2 separate regions of the Homo sapiens genome follow, and region 1 is linked to region 2. A link is a loop called in an ENCODE intact Hi-C map of the cell type or tissue named here. Cell type or tissue: psoas muscle. All regions are shown on one strand. Each heading gives the region's core, and the rest is flanking DNA. Links, peaks and the distances in the headings are about the cores only. Region 1 overlaps RPTOR (regulatory associated protein of MTOR complex 1). Region 2 overlaps RPTOR (regulatory associated protein of MTOR complex 1).

Evidence for each region. Peaks named below come from ENCODE experiments on the same cell type or tissue, not always from the same donor. Only the 100,000 strongest peaks of a DNase experiment are listed, where the experiment ranks them.
Region 1: a loop joins it to region 2, with 2.2 times the contacts of the local background. A loop is called at or near these places in 10 of 110 quality-filtered maps.

Annotation. Positions count from the first base shown.
Region 1 is chr17:80,955,517-80,963,834 of GRCh38, reverse strand. RPTOR (regulatory associated protein of MTOR complex 1) reads right to left here. Exons shown (of 34, transcript NM_020761.3): 29 at 6,105-6,211; 30 at 3,630-3,757; 31 at 2,355-2,441; 32 at 1,258-1,374; 33 at 778-907. Among named protein-coding and RNA genes, the nearest start is that of CHMP6, 32 kb to the left of the region's middle. RefSeq lists an enhancer at 3,931-4,448. In psoas muscle, for the core only: CTCF peaks have their summits at 2,178 and 4,831; DNase peaks (open chromatin) are centred at 954, 2,104, 4,014, 4,724 and 2 weaker places; H3K27ac peaks cover 4,035 bases.
Region 2 is chr17:80,877,315-80,885,632 of GRCh38, reverse strand. RPTOR (regulatory associated protein of MTOR complex 1) reads right to left here. Exons shown (of 34, transcript NM_020761.3): 14 at 5,144-5,218; 15 at 2,149-2,214; 16 at 1,661-1,852; 17 at 485-625. Among named protein-coding and RNA genes, the nearest start is that of CHMP6, 110 kb to the left of the region's middle. RefSeq lists enhancers at 6,442-7,041, 8,259-8,308. In psoas muscle, for the core only: no CTCF peak of the experiment used is centred there; a DNase peak (open chromatin) is centred at 5,142.

The DNA of each region.
Region 1 (8,318 bases), core at 62-8,061, 78 kb before region 2:
GTGAGGACTCGGCCGCACAGCGGACGGGGTGAGGGCCGCAGAGGGGACGGGGTGAGGGCCGCAGAGGGGACGGGGTGAGGGCCGCAGAGGGGACGGGGTGAGGGCCGCAGAGGGGACGGGGTGAGGGCCGCACAGGGGACGGGGTGAGGGCCGCACAGGGGACGGGGTGAGGGACGCAGAGGGGACGGGGTGAGGGACGCAGAGGGGACGGGGTGAGGGCCGCAGAGGGGACGGGGTGAGGGCCGCACAGGGGACGGGGTGAGGGCCGCACAGGGGACGGGGTGAGGGCCGCAGAGGGGACGGGGTGAGGGCCGCAGAGGGGACGGGGTGAGGGCCGCACAGGGGACGGGGTGAGGGCCGCACAGGGGACGGGGTGAGGGCCGCAGAGGGGACGGGGTGAGGGCCGCAGAGGGGACGGGGTGAGGGCCGCACAGGGGACGGGGTGAGGGCCGCACAGGGATGGACACCCCGAGCGACTCTCCTGGAGGTCCCCAGGGATGGCTTTAGTGCAGGGTCTGAGGGCAGGAGCTTTGCCCCAGCCACTGTGTGTCAATTCCTCCCGGAGTGACGGGACTGGGGCTCTGCTTCCGGGGCGAGTGCAGGGTGGGGCAGGGGCCCTAGAGATCCTGGGACCCAGGCAAGTCCCTCCCTCAGGCAGCCAATGGGCCCCACTGTGGTGTGGGGTAGCCAGGCAGGACCCCTGCTGCCTTGTCCCCTTGCCTCCCATCCCTCTACCCCAGCCCCCGACCCCCGACCCCCACCCACCGCCACACTGACCCAGTGCGGGTGGAAGGCCAGGCAGCTGATGGCGCCGACCCGCTGGCCCATGAAGCCGTCGTAGTACTTGATGTTGTTGATGAGCTCTCCGCTGCTGTTGTAGATGGCGGTGAACTGATTGACGGAGCCACTGTGGGGAGAGAAAGGGTCCCGGCATCACTGCCCTCTTCTTTGAGGATGGAAGATGGGCGCAGATGCCGAGACCGCGGGGACAGGCCGGCTAGACCACGGGGACAGGCTGGCTCGGGGCAGGTGTGACCCTCTGGTCACTCTCACTGAGGACTCGGGCCTGGCAGGGCCCTGAGAGTTTATCCTGGGAGGATGTGGTGGGCAGACATCTTTTGTTTTTATGTCCCCACAGCAGTGAAATCCTCCCCTGCCCTCCTTCAGCTCCTGGGGGCAGGAACACAAGAGCCTCCCGTTTGCACAGAGGCCCGAGGCGGGTGAGCGGTGCAGGCCAGGGAGGTGGGTGGCGCCTACCATGCGATCAGGTCCGCCTGGGGGTGGATGTCCAGGGCCGTCAGCCCCTTCACGATCTGAAGCACATTTACCGACTCAGGCATCCGGGGATCAAAGATGCGCACATCTCCATTGACGCTGCCAAGAGAGGGTCACAGTGACACCTCCTCCCGGAGGCCCCATGAGGGGCCTGGCCAGGGGGACGGTGGAACCAGGTGTGTGGGGTCGCACACCTGTTTGCACACACACTGCTCAAGGAAAAAGCTGCCTGGATGCTCAGCGTCCCCAGTGAGGGCTGCCCAGGTGGGGCCCAGACATGCACCCATACTGGTCTCAGGGCCAAGGCTGTCCCCCACAAGCTCTCTCAGAGCCAGAAAAGGCGCGGAGCTTTCTGGCCTAGAGAAATGACCATGAGCACAGATGCGGGAGGAGGCTGTGAGCTCCTGGTTTCATTTCCAGCTAGAGATTAGATTTCATGCAACCGGGGCCTGCAGTCCCGGGAGACAGAGCCTGGATGGCAGGCTGTGGCCCGAGAGAGGGATGGCCTGGCCCTTTTGAGGCCCCGTGGCTCCTGCCTTCCACCCCCAGCAGGCGTCCATCCCAAGAGTTATGTTTGGTTTTTATATCACAAACAAGGGGGAAAAGAGCATCTCTTTGAAGAAATGCTGGCTTTGCATTCATAAATTACATCTTGCTCTTCCTTTAATAGGCAAATAAATATTCCCTGCTCTTGGTGCTGTATTTACCAAGAGGCAGAACTGAATTTATGTGCAGACAACTGCCACGTGCCTGGCAGACGCGCCGCCCCTGCCACCCTGCCACCCCTGCCCGTGGAGGGAGAGCAGCTGCCCAACTCCCCCCGGAACCCTCCGCAGTTGGCAGCCCAGGAAAGTTCCCAAAGCGCCTGCAGGTCAGGTGTCCCCCAGCAGGGGAGCAGCTGTGGCCCCTGGGCCCCTACGGGCTGCGCCTGATCTTTCTGGCCAGTTCCAGGGCAGGAGTTAATTACTGCCCGAAATGCCATCCCCTTCCAGCTGTTTAAATACCAAGGACGTATTTTAAATGGAGGGGAAAATAATGTTTTTACAGCAGAACGGCTGCTAAATATCGGCGCTCCTCACCTCACACTCACGATGTGGCCGTCGGGACGCTTCTGCAGGGAGGCCTTCACCACCCAGGCTGTGTGCTCCCGGTACGTCATGACGCGGCTGTAGGGGAGGGGGCACGCTCAGCGTGGGGCTTCCCTGAAGGACGTCCCCACCCTTCGGGGCTCTCACCGGGAGCTGCCCAGGTCTGCCTGTGCCAGCGGGTCCGCAGGCCCTCGCCCGTCCGCTCCCCACGAGGGGCTAGTGCTCACGCAGGGTCAGAGCCCCCTCCAGGTGACCTGCTCCAGCAGAGACCCCCTGTGTCCTCCCCAGGCTGGCTCAGGGCTGGGCCCTAGGTCACCGTCAGGCCGCTGGAGGACTGTCTGAGCCACATGGAAGCTGCCCAGAGACGGGGGCCAGGCGGCCATCGCAGCGCTCCCAGGCCCTGCCCACCCTTTGCTTTGCTTCCCTCAAAACTCCTCATTGTGTCTCCCCGATCTGTGCAGACTGGAGGGTCAGGAATGAGAATCCCAGACCTAAAGCTGATGAAGCTGGAGGCACAAGGACCTTCTGGGAATCCTCGCTCTGTGCTGGGTGAAATTTACTTCTGCTGCATGAGCCGTGTGGGCCAAGACGGACTGTCCCCTGCTAGGCCCGGACAGCACCTGCCCACGGGGGTGCTCAGCAGAGGCAGTGCCCGGGGCTGCTGTGCCCACGCGTGTGCCCTGTCCCCTGCCAGACATGGACAGCACCTGCCCACAGGGGTGCTCAGTGGAGGCAGTGCCCAGGGCTGCTGTGCCCATGCGTGTACCCTGTCCTCTGCCAGACGCGGACAGCACCTGCCCACAGGGGTGCTCAGTGGAGGCAGTGCCCAGGGCTGCTGTGCCCACGTGTGTGCCCTCAGACATCCCTCCCCAGACACTTGCTGCATGACCCAGGAGGTGGCAGGCAGTGGCAGTATTCTGTTCAGGTGAGCTCAGAGGTGGCAGGTGCCTGGCTGCGGCCCTGCCTCACCCCGACAGCCTCTGCCTCCAGTCCACTGGCTCATCCCACATGGCCTGTCCCCTGTGCTCCTCCATAGGCTGTGGGGTGGACCTCTGTGGGGCAGACCTTTGTGGGATGGGCCTCAGTGGGACGGGCCTGGCGGCTTTGGGGAGCCCAGGACTGGCCTAAATACGCCACTGCAGGCTCCTGGGGAAGCTTTGCATCTCACTGAGAAACCTGGACCCAACCAAATGGCAGTGACACGGCCCTACCACCTGGAAGGTACCCTGCCAGCACTCGGGGAGGGAGAGGACAGGGTCAAGGTACCATTCGCTGAGTGCCATCCTTCTGTCGTAGACGCGGATGGAGCCGTCACCGAGGCCAGCCACGATGAGTGAGCGGTGGGAATCACAGGACAGACTCGTCACACAGCTGTCTGCGCCCGTAGGGATGTCCTAGAGCCAAACACAGGCAGCCCGGTGAAGACCGGGGCACCGAGCCACCCTCCCTGCTGTCCTGCAGCGCCAGGACCCCTCTTGCTGCCTGCCTGGCTGTGGGGATCACCCTCCCTGGCTGCAGGGGCCTTTCTCTCTATCCAGGGAAGCATCAAAGGCCTGGGGAGCCCAGGAGTCCCAGGGAGAGGCAGGGGCTGGCAGGACAATGAGTCACGCCCTTATCCCTTGGCCCTGGAGGGACAGCCCTGAGGCCCTGAGGCGCCTGGGACCCAGCCAGTGAGGCAGAGGCCAGCCCCACCCCGAGCGGAGGCCTGCAAACGCCTCTGGGAAGGACTGGCTGTCAGTGCCAATTAAACTTCCAACCTCTCTCTGTTTCCTAAAAAGGAAAGCAAAGCACATTTTGGCAAGGACTCCTCACTGGCTGCGTCTCAGAACTTCTAATGAGCTATGGGACGAGTCCAGGAGGGGTCATCTGGCTCCCTCGGGGGCTCTAAGTGCTGGAGAAGCGGGGGCGGGGGCGATGGCACCTGCCAGGGACGCAGGAGGAAAAGGGCCACGAGAGGGAGAGCGCTTTCCACGCACGATGGGCGGTGCTGGGTTGTGCACTCCAGGAGGAAACACAGGCGTGGGGATGATGGGGCCAGACCCCTGCGAGGGGCAGAGCCGGCTCTGGGAGCACCTGCTGCGCTCTGTGCCTCCACCCACCTCTGCAGGAACAGCACCTGCCCCGCAGGCCACCTGGGCCTCTAAGCCCCCACTGGTGACCAGACCCTGAGGATCAGGGTGTCCACGCTGTGCCCTGAGGGCTACGTCTCGTGTGGAGCCACAGCTCCAGACAGGTGCAAGACCCCCCCACCCCAAAGAAGGTGCCATGAAAGCTGCTGGTGCCTCGAGGGATCCACGGTCACGTCAGAGGGGAGGCTGCCCACACGGGAAGGCCTGGGCCAGGTTCTCGGGCTGCTGCTGCCCAGAGCAACCACAGCAGCTTCGAGCAGCTGAGGGTGCCCAGGCCTCCCCTCTGCTGGGCCTGCTCCACACCGCCCTCTACGGCAGCAGGGCTGAGCCATCCCTCCTGACACCAGATGGCCTGCCCGGGAGAGAGGCTGGGTATGGCCTCTGTGCCACACCTCTCCCTGGGGACCCAGAGGAAGGGAATACTGGCTCTAAAGCCACCTCAGGCGCTGCCCCTCACAGTATCTGTGGTCTCGCCTCTGCTCCAAATGAAGTCAATGCAGTTAGATTTCTGCTGAGCGCGGCCTGCTTAGGTCTCTACCACTTTTCCAGGCTGTCTTGGGCAAAACCAATGTACTCCGCTTTTTGTCAAAACTGAAAATAGCAGATGCTTTAAGAAGCAAAGAGGCTTCTGGCCGGGCGCAGTGGCTCACGCCTGTAATCCCAGCACTTTGGGAGGCTGAGGTGGGCGGATCACGAGGTCAGGAGATAGAGACCATTCTGGCTAACACGTGAAACGCCGTCTCCACTAAAAATACAAAAAAAAAATTAGCTGGGCGTGGTGGTGGGCGCTTGTAGTCCCAGCTACTCGGGAGGCTGAGGCAGAAGAATGGCATGAACCCAGGAGGCGGAGCTTGCAGTGAGCCGAGATCGCGCCACTGCACTCCAGCCTGGGCGACAAGGCAAGACTCTGTCTCAAAAAAAAAAAAAAAAAAAAAAAGAAACAAAAATCTTCTGTCTTCTGTAGCGGCTCACACCTATAATCCCAGTGCTTTGGGAGGCCAAGGCAGGAAGATTGCCGGAGCCAGGAATTCGAGACCAGCTTGGGCAAATACTGAGACCCCTGTTTCTACAAAAAGTTAAAAAAATTAGCCAGGCGTGTGGGTGCATGCCTGTAGTCCCAGCTACTTGGTGGTGGGGGGGGGGGGTGAGGTGGGAGGATCACTTGGACCAGGAGGTTGAGGCTGCAGTGAGCTGTGATTGCACGACTGCACTCCAGCCTGGGTGACGCAGGGTGACAGAGTGAGACCCCATCTCAAAAGAAAAAAAAAAACGCCTCCAAATAATTAATCATTCTAATTTACAATTGGTCACCCTACTGATTTCTGACATTCCTTAATTTGCAGAGAGAAGACACTACTTGCAAACACTCAGAGCTGGCGCAGCCTGAGCCATACTGCAGCGCAGGGCTGGGTGTTGCAGTTCACCTTCATCCAGAGGCCTCAGGGAGCCCACGTCTCCTCCCAGCATTGTCCCGGCACTGTCCTCCCAGGCCCTGACTCCACCCCTGGGATGGCCAGGCCTCACCGCACACTTTGCTGGGTTCTGTGACGAGGACCAGCCCTGCACACACTGCCCCACAGGCCCAGGGCTTGGGGGACACCTGCATGGTTACCTGCACCTTCATCTCACGGTCTGTGTCCCAGATCCGGACGATCCGCACGTCTCCTGAGCTCATGAGGAGGCCGGTCTCCTGCTCCCAGTCCACCACCATCCCAGCTCCTGGAGAGATACAGTGGGACATGGCATCACCCCATGGGCCCTTGCCTTGGGCAGGCTTTGGGGCCTGCTCTGGGCAGCAATTTGGCCAGCAGCTACAAGGTACCCCTGCCACCATCGAGCCCATCTGGTGGGTCCATATGCCTCATATGAGCTCCCGCTAGGGACCCTGGTGTGCCCCACGTCCAGGCTGGGGTGACAATTCTGAGCTGGAACTCCCAAGTCCGGGCCGGGATGACAATTCTGAGCTGGAACTCCCAAGTCCAGGCTGGGGTGACAGTTCTAAGCTGGAACTCCCAAGTCCAGGCCGGGGTGACAATTCTAAGCTGGAACTCCCAAGTCCAGGCCGGGGTGACAGTTCTAAGCTGGAACTCCCAAGTCCAGGCCGGGGTGACAATTCTAAGCTGGAACTCCCAAGTCCAGGCCGGGGTGACAGTTCTAAGCTGGAACTCCCAAGTCCAGGCCGGGGTGACAATTCTAAGCTGGAACTCCCAAGTCCAGGCCGGGGTGACAGTTCTAAGCTGGAACTCCCAAGTCCAGGCCGGGGTGACAATTCTGAGCTGGAACTCCCAAGTCCAGGCTGGGGCGACAATTCTGAGCTGGAACTCTGAGTCTTCCCCTGACTCGACTATGCCCCAGGCATCGCTAGAGGGAGCAGAGCCTTCCAGGAACATCTGTCTAAGGTGTCCACTGTTCGGAGCAGAGCCTTCCAGGAACGTCTGTCTAAGGTGCCCACTGTTCGGAGCAGAGCCTTCCAGGAACATCGGAGCAGAGCCTTCCAGGAACATCTGTCTAAGGTGTCCACTGTCCAGAGCAGTGCCTTCCAGGAACATCTAAGATGCCCAACATCCGGAGCAGTGCCTTCCCGGAACGTCTGTTAGGTGCCCACCGTTCAGAGCAGTGCCTTCCAGCAACGTCTGTCTAAGGTGCTCACCATCTGGAGCAGACCCTTGCAGCGACGTCTAAGATGCCTGCCGTCTGGACGCCTGGGCAGAACTGGCAGGTCTGGGTGACTTTAGGAAGGCTGTTAAGGCTTGAAGATGAGGGTCCTCCTTTTGGCCCTATCAAAGCTTGAGGAAGCCGGTTCTTCTGAGACAAACAGGAGCTCGGCATGGGCCACGGGCCGGCAGCCTTCAGACAGCAAGGGGCTGACTCCCGACGGCTGGCGTCAGCAAGGGATGGACGGAGAGAATGGGGCAAGGGCTGCCCTTTGTGTGGGGATTAGACAGAGCAGAGCAACCCCCACCTCACGTGACGGCCTGTATTTAAAACCAGATTCAGTTCTAAAACTGTAATGATAACCATTTTAAGATACAGAAAGGAACACCATAGTAATCCTTGTACCCACCACTCAGCTCTAACTTTGCTAACATTTTACCATTGTTTGCTCTTTTTTTTTTTTTTCATAGAGAAGCATAATTTTAGACACAGTAAAAGCATCGTCTGCCCCTGCGCCTGCCTGGGAGGGCTGTCCCTTGGGCTGAGGGCGCCTCCCAGGGGCTGCTGAGGTTTTCCTGCTTACGCACGCTCATCAACAACGTAACATGCCTTCCACATTTCAAAAAACCTCTTCAGTGTCAAAATGGGGCCTATTTTCTAGCAACTTGCTTCTTTAATGTTAGGCTTTGAGGATTTATCTGGCCCAAGACACACAGCTCTGGTTAACTCATTTAATCTTGCGTTACCTTCCACTGTACAACTAACCCCGTCATTTGAGCTGCCCCTGGCTTTGTGAACCATGTCACAGTCAACAACTTCACGTGTCCTTGCGGGTGGAGAAGGAAGCGCCTAGAACGGAACTGCCAGTCATGTATCCTGCATGACTCTGATCTCCCCAGGGAAGGCCATTTCATTCCCCAAATGGGTGACCATCTACACTCTCGGCAGGACACACACAAGCCAATGTCCCCAAATCCTTATCGATGTGTGGTGTTTGCCGTTTTTTTTCACGACAGACAGTTGCACATATTTTTATATATATTCTGTAACTCGTAGATACTGCAAATATCTTTTCTTATTCTGCCACTTACATTACAACCGTGACATTTTTCTTGTGGTCATGAAGAAGTCTGTAGAGTCAAACCTATTGATGTCTTTACCCTCAATCTCT
Region 2 (8,318 bases), core at 299-8,298:
GGCGGAGCTTGCAGTGAGCCAAGATCACGCCACTGCACTCCAGCCTGGGCAACAGAGAGAGACTCCATCTCAAAAAAACAAAAACAAAACAAAACAAAACATAAAACTGTTTTGTTCAGTCGCTGACGTACATGGGGTGTTGGGGGGGACCCAGCACACAAACCTTCCCGCCATCTGTGGGTGGCTGCGTCTCTTTGGAATCGCAGTGGTGCCTGTGTGTGTTGCTCCCAGGCAGGAAGGAGACTACTACACAAGCTGCCGGGAGGCGCAGCCTGCTAGATGCCTTTAAATGAAGCAAACCCATGGGTGTCTGGTAAAGAAACGCAACTTGAAGAGAATGAAACATGTAAAGATCTGCTCTCGCAATGACACGCAGTGGAAACTGAGTGCTCCCTGCTGTGGTCAGGGCCATGCGGGCTTGGCCCCAGGTGTCACGGGGTCCAGCCTGGGTGCCCTGCTGCTGCCGGGCTGGGGGTTCACGCACCTTCCGGACCATGGGGCTCCCGTCGCTGACCAGCTGGGCCAGCATCATGGCCACGTTGTGGTCGATGGTGGTGGAGTGGTCCGTCCTCTCTGCAGAGTTGCCCACGAACGTGCCAAGGGCGAAGACCGCTGCGCAGCGGACCTGCAAGGCGGCGGGGGGTCACAGGCATGTCCCACACCGGGCCATGCTGCAGCCTGCCTTTCTGCCAGGGCTGTGTGTGCAGGTGAATCCAACCCCACAGGCGCTTGCTCAACAGCTCTCCAGGCCCAAGGCTCTCCTCGCACTATCAGAGTGGCAACGGGGAAGGAGGTGGGGAGCAGCAGGGGCAGCCGCCCAGCTCCAGGGGCAGCTCAGACTGCAGAGGCGGGAGCTGCATTGCCCCGGGAACTGAAACACCAAACCAGGCACCAGGGAATGTGCTGATGAACGAGGCAGGAGTTAGACGAGGGGGCTGGGATGGGCCACAGAGCGTGGGAGGGTGGAAAGAGGGGAGGGCGCAGGCACTCCTGGACGCAGAGGGGCATGGGGGCCCTGAAGTGCACTGAGCACACAGGGCTCAGCCAGGGGAGCGACACTGTGCTGGCCCTGGGGTCCGGGGACCCTGGCTTAGCCCTTGCCTCTGACACCATGTGGTCCTGGGGAGAAGTCACTGTCCCTGAGTCTGCTTCCTCAGCTCTAAAAATGAGCAACACCCTGTGCACTGCACAGGCCGGTGGGAAGAGTGAAGGCAATGGTGCATGAAACTCCCAGAGTTCCAGCCCGCGGCCACTCTGTGGGCAGTGCCCCGCACCTTTCCCAGCTGCACCAGGCACGAGCCACTGGCCTGACTCCTTGCCCGTAAAGTGGAGATCTAGTGGTCCCTGCCTTGCAGGCCACAGTGAGGACGCAGAGCGGCACCCGGACAGCGAGCACGTGACCCCTGCCTCTGAGGTTCCCTCTGGGACCCCCGCTTGCAGCTGTGCCACTGTCCCCGGGAGCGCACTCTGGGCCTGGGTGCAAAATCCCCAGTGGTGTGGTTCTCTTCTCACCAAGGTCCCACTGTCCTACTCTTATTAGCGTGCAGCCCCTGAAGTTCCTGGACACGTGGCCGGCCACACCCGCACGCGAGCAGACCTCTGCCTTACCCCCGCAGTCGGCAGCCAGGAGGACTGGACTCTGAGCCCCCGCCTGACTCACCTCGGGAATGGGGTCGGAGAGGAGGCTGTAGAGCTTCTCATGAGCGCTGTCCCTCACGCCGCACCACCTCGCCGAGTCGAAGTTCTGCCAGATCCTGCCGAGGCAGATGGCCACCCACTGGCGCAGCAAGGGGTGCGGGTCGTTGAGCTGCTCCAGGCAGATGGCAATGAGGTTTCCCTGAAGGCAGGCTTCCTGCAGAGGCGGGACCACAGACAGGTTGGCCTCTGCCTGCCAATGGCAGGCACGTGGTGGGTACCTGCACGGGACAACGGTGGCCACCCATTCTTGGGAAGCCTTGATTTGCTCAATTTTCCCCATTTTAGATTCCTCTGATTCATATTCAGCCTGCAAATGGCTGGCTAGATGAAGGGTCAGAGCCTCTGCTGGACACCCCCTGTCCCCCATGTGGCACCACGTTTCACAGTGGGCCCAGCTCCTCTGCAATGCCAAGGGTGAGCTCTGGGGCTGGGGGTGGCTGGGGGGCTCACCTGCCCCGTGTGATAGCTGTTGACGATCACGGCGAGAATGAAAGCCGTCATGGTCCGGTGTTCAGCCTGGAAAACAAAAACCAGTCCTGGTCGTCTCCCCTCAGTGGAAACTCTCATTCCCAAAGTACAACAGCGTGATCCTTTCGGAATCTTCATGACACGCGTGGCGCATAATTAAAGTAACGAGAGCCAGCTTTACTCCTGGATTTTACGTGGACTCTACAAAAAAGAACAGCTGTTTTCAAAGGCCTTAGAGCTCCAGGCTCGCCTCCCGGAGTGAACAGACTGCTCCTTGGAAGCCCTAACACTGCAAGACGGGCACAGACCTGGTGGATGCCTCCTCTGTCACAGGCCAGCCGTGGCTGTCGGTATGAAGCACCCGGACCTCACCTCCCCAGCCTGCCCAGCACTCTGTGAGCACACGGTCCTGCAATCAGGGGCTTTGGCAGCAAAAGGCATGGAGGCAGCGCTCTAGGTTTCACTGGTTTCTCCTTTCTGCTCTACTGTGACTCATTTTCATTCTGTCCTTTCCTCTGTGCCTCCGCTGACCTGGAAACCAGAGTCTATTTGTAACTTTTTAGCGGTGCCTTAGTTTTTTACACACACGTCGCGCGGTCTAGTGTCCTACGCGCCTCTTGGATTATTGCAGGGCTCCTTGGATTATTGCAGGGCTCCCAGGGTACCTGAGTCCTCCTCTTGTTTAACCCTCCAATTCGCCATGAGTATTCTTCATTTTTACAAATCTATAGATGTGCCAACACGTGTGCCAACTTCTTGGCTTTTTGCCGTGTCCTGCATCTTGCTTTCCCCTCCTGGTTCCGTTTCCTCCTCGCTGACATGTGGTCTTTCTAGCCATGGTCTGTGGGGTTCGGAAGGAGTAAACTGTTGGTGTCTGAACGCTGCTTACTACACCCCCATTCCTGAGTGGTGACTGAGCTGGGTGCAGGTGACCCGACCGTGGTCGCTTTCCTCGCACGCCGAGGGCTCCCCTGTCCCCGGCCGAGAGCCGCTGCTGATGAGAGGTCTGCTGTTGGGGCCGGTGCTGTCTCCTCCTTTGCTAATAACGTTTGTTCTGGGGACTTTTAAGGTTTGTCTTTATGCCTTCGATATTTGCTGTTTTCATTATGATGCGTCTATGTACGAATTTGTTTCTCTTTAACCTTCTCAGGATTCATCCTGCTTTTAAAATCGGAACTCTCCTTTCTTCAAATCTGGAAAATTCTCAGCCACTATCTAATCAAAAACTGCTTCTCTACTTATTCTCCTCTCATTCTGAACCATGCTGGCTACATGGTGAACGTTCCCAGCCCGGCTCTTAGCCCGGCTTTCATATCTTCTCGCTTAGCTTCATGGACGGCGCTCCAGGTGGCTCCTTCATGAATTCTCTTCTTGGCTGTCTGTTCTGTGATTTAATTCATCTCCAGAGTTTTCAATAACAGTGCATGTCTTTTCTTTTTCACAGCTTCAATTTGTTTTTTCAGATCTGCTTATGAGTTTAGAAAAATCAATCGTTTCTGAGGATGAGTAGGAAGCACTGAATGTTTTCTCATAACAGGCACAAAGCACTGAAGAAACAAAACAATGGTTGATGGTTTGACAGAATCATAGCAAATTCTTTCTAGTCAGTCATTTAAGAATATTTATATTATTTATTTATTGAGTGGAGACGGGGTCTCACTCTGTTGCTCAGGCTGGAGTGCAGTTGTACAGTCACAGCTCATTGCAGCCTTGACTTCCCCGGGCTCAGGCGATCCTCCCACTGCAGCCTCCTGAGTAGCTGAGACCACAGGCGTGTGCCACAACGCCAGACAAATTTTTTTGTATTTTTGGTAGAAACGGGGTTTCACCATGTCGCCCAGGCTGGTCTCGAACTCCCGAGCTCAAGCAGTCTGTCAGCCTTGGCCTCCCAAAGCGCTGGGATTACAGGTGTGAGCCACCATACCCAGCCTCCTTTTCATTCTTTCAAACCTGGCTGTGTCCTCAAAACTTCCGCAGGCTCGTGGCTGAGGTGGGGCCGTTCATGTGAGCTTAGCTCACCCTCGCGCCCAAGTCGCCAGTGAGCATTCTTCCTCACTTCTTCATGTGGGATTTGCTTTCTTCCTTATTCTTAAGAATGGGAAGTGATGGTTTCCAAAACTGATACAAAGTATCAACTTTAACTGCCTGTGATGTTTCAATACAACACAAAGTGCACATACTGTTTACCTTTTGGAAAATAGTCCTGTTTGTTTTGTGTTTTAAAAAATCCTTTAGCTTAGAAAACCAACTAGGGGGTGAAATTACATACAAAAGTTCCTTTATACAGCAAAGCCACCGAACACTGTGTAAACTAGCTAATATGTTTAAATATTCTGGCAATATTAAGTTATGTTAAAGAATTATTTAGGATATATCTATTTTGTTCTCATTACTAAGCTGGGAGTTAGAAATTAAAACATTATGAAACATTTATAGAATAACTATACACCCTATTCATGGATTACTAATTTTCAAACAATTTAATACAATAAAGTATACTGAAAATTTAAACTTTCAAACAACCTTCTTTCCTTCCTTTCCTCTCTCCCTTCCTTCCTGAAATGGGGTGCTTCGATATCTTCTTGTGCTCCAAGACCTTCCCAGGCGCCTGAACTCTCATATTACAGACGTGCGGCGCTCACTAGTCTAACGCGGCGGACAGCAGGGAGAGTGGATTTGACTATTTTGCAAAGAAGTCCCAGTGAAAAGAGACTAAAATAAACTAAAACCACCCATGTGTCCGGGTTAACTGAGCTCTTGTTTAGAGACAGACACGAAATAACAGCTGCGCTCATGGTAGTAAGCAAAGGGCCATGTCTAACGTGAAGCAGTTGCTGACCCCGTGGACGTGGCCCCTGCTGTGACCCTTGACCTTTCTCCTGTAGCCCCCGTCAAAAGGCCCCACCGCAGTGCAGCGTGTGGGCAGAGGCGAGTGCTGAGTCCCAAGCCCGTGGAGAGCGTGCTGCCCCGTCCTTACTGGCATGTAGGGGTCCGCCAGGACCGACAGGAAGTACTTGTGGCCGTTGTCCTTCACGAGGTCCGCTTGGCACGACTGGACAGAAAGAGACAGAGGAGAGGCAGTGAGTGCAGTGTCCCGCAGATGCCACAAGCTTCTCATGGTGCGTGAACGAATAAGGGCAGGGACTTCTTATACCTCAATTATTTCCTCCTTTCAAGCCCAGTTTTCATTTGAAAAACAGCTGCAGCCGGTGCCTGCAGACATGCTTTCCTTGGCTAAGAAGGGGAGGGATCCCACGAACGCCCAGAGGAAAGCAGCTCCCAGACGTTTTCTTTCACAACGTCCGGGCACCTGCTGGGGAGTGCCCTGCAGCCCCTGCCTGCACCCCGCTCCTCTCCAGGGGTCCCGCTCCCTCCCTCTGCCCTCCACACTGGAGCACATCCATCCAGCACTCACTCAGAACCAGCCTGTTGGTGCAGACCCGGTCCCGCTCAAGCTTTTCTTGGGGGTTTGCTTGGACTTACAAAATGCTGAAAACCAATCGTGTGTGAGGCAGTAATTCCCAGTGATTTGTGTGCACAGTCCCACTTGAGCAGGTGCTTCCCACTGGCCCCACTTGTTCACCCTCAGGGGCAGCCCCAAGGTGGGAGGTTTCCTGGTGCTAAAGCTGCTGCCAGGCAGGCGACCTTCCCACGCTTCAGGCCATTCTGTGCCTGTCTACACATTCACAGTCACGTGGCCATGACTCGCCTCAGTCGTGAGGACCTACTGTGTGCTGTCAGCACAATCACAGCCACACGGCCATGGCTCGGCACAGTCGTGAGGGCCTACTGGGTGCTGAGCACTAGGTATTTGTGCCCTGCTCACAGTTCCTGAAGGAGCAGCGAGAGGCACCATAGGGTGCTTGGAAAGCGGGGAGAGGGAGGGTCTTGTACTTTTTGGAGACCTCTTTACGCTGATGAGCAGACAGAACTGTCCAGGGCAGTGAGGGAAGAAGGGGAAGGGTGGGATCGAGGGAAAAGACTCCTGCTGCTAGGAAATGGCAGGTCCAGGCCCGGGATGTGGGAGTGGGAGGAGAAAGGGGCAGGGCAGGTGGGGGCAGGGCAGGCGGGGGCAGGGGCAGGGGAAGGGCAAGCAGGAGCAGGGCAGGCGGGGGCAGGTGGCGTTGGGCAGGAGGGGCTGCAGAGCCCAGCAGGAGCTGCAGCCGGGAAGGACATGGCAGGTGGGCTACGGGTCAGACAGGCTGGGTTGGAGCTGGGTCAGCAAGGACAGAGGACGGAGATGATGCCAGGGATGCGAGGATCCAAGTGGAGGGCTGCCCACTGAAGAGGTGGGTTGCGTTTTCATCCCGGAGGGGTTACAGTGGGGCACACTGCAGCTGAGGCATCGATGATGAGACACAAGCAGGGCTGCTCCGGGGCGCGCACAGCCGAAACGCAGAACCTGACCCAAGCCAGGCTTCTAAGATGAGAAGTCACCGCTTATCGGGTGGTGCTGAAGACCACTTTCAGAGGGCAAGGCGGGGGACGGGGCCTGGGGAAGGAGGAGGGACGGGCCCCTAGAGGAAGGGGCTTCCGAGGGTCCTGTGGGCGTCCTGGAGGAAACAGGCCGGCTCTGAGGCTGGCAGTGTTACCGGAAGCCACACCAGGCTGCCTAACTTGGGGACACTTCTGCAAGTGCTGGCTCTGGAAGGGAATAAAATGATCCTGCCTTGGATATTCAGGGGTAACGATAATACTTCGGGAAGTATTTGCCCAAAACCCGAGGAAAAGGGGCAAGATTTGAAACAAAACTAAGTTTCAAGTCCAGGTTCTCCCTCTTACTAGTCAGGGACCCAGGTAAAGTTTTAAAAATCTGTGCTCAGCTGGGCGTGGTGGCTCATGCCTATAATCCCAGCACTTTGGGAGGCTGAGACAGGCGGGTCACAAGGTCAGGAGTTCGAGACCAGCCTGGCCAATATGGTGAAATCCTGTCTCTACTAAAAAATACAAAAATTAGCAGGGTGTGGTGGTGCGTGCCTGTAGTCCCAGCTACTCGGGAGGCTGAGGCAGGAGAATCGCTGGAACCTGGGAGGCGGAGGCTGTAGTGAGCTGAGATCGCACCACTGCATTCCAGCCTGGGCGACAGAGCAAGACTACGTCTCAAAAAAAAAAAATCTGTGCTCAGGTCGTGGAGTCAGAGATGAAACCACGCATGTGAAAGCAGTCTGAAACTGCAGTGCGATGTACAAATCATGGATGCTGTGTTTCTTGGAGAGGGACCCACAGAGCATGGGTTTCTAGGATCAATACCTAGAAACTGAGCAGTGACAGACACTGCATCGACAGAGTGAGGCGTGCGTTCTGCCAGCTCCCAGCATGCTCCTTTCCAGAGGACGAAGGCCATGCAAGGACAGAGGGCCGGAATTTTAAGAACTGGATGCCTGAGGATCAAGAAGAGAACGGCTCTCCAGTGCAGCCCTGCACAGCTGGCCCTTTCCCACTGAGGCAGGAGCAGTTTTGCAGAGGGAATCTGCTGGTTATGCAGCCCAGAAGCCCCTAACCCCGCCATTTCTCAGGGGTGCTCTTACAATGAGGTGTTTCTGCCTCACATCAATACACTGATGAGGCGGGTTATGGGCTGGGCTGCTGGAATGAGAGCTGAGCACGATGGGGAGCGGGTGGTCAGGGAGCCAGGCGCCGGCCTCAGATTGCAAGCTGCTCCCCCGAGCTGAGGAGGCCAATTAAGCAGGCAGTTTTCAAGCAACAACTGGCTTTAGCTGAAGGTTTTGACAAATAAACTGAGATGCATCGACCGCCGTCCACGTAAAGACTCAGCCCAGAGGGCCAGGGCAACAGAAAAAGCACTGGGTTCTGAGAATGAAGGCACCTTCCTTTGTTTTAACCACAGGTTCCACAAGTCAAATCGAAGCCCACACATTCACGGTGAAGCTCCTCAAACATGTCTCACGAGAGTGTAATGAAGCATCACTGACTCAAATCTCACTAATTCTGAATTTGAGGCATGCAAATCAGGGTGGGAGAACTTAGATGTGCCCTTGGTATCGGAGTCTGGCAACTATGTGGTGTATACTACCAGATGTCTGTTCTGATACGGTCATTATGCCAGGTGGGAACCACGGATGATGATGCCTTTTCATACCTTCATTTTCAGCGCTCGGCAGGGGTCATTTACATATCTGTTTAATACACAC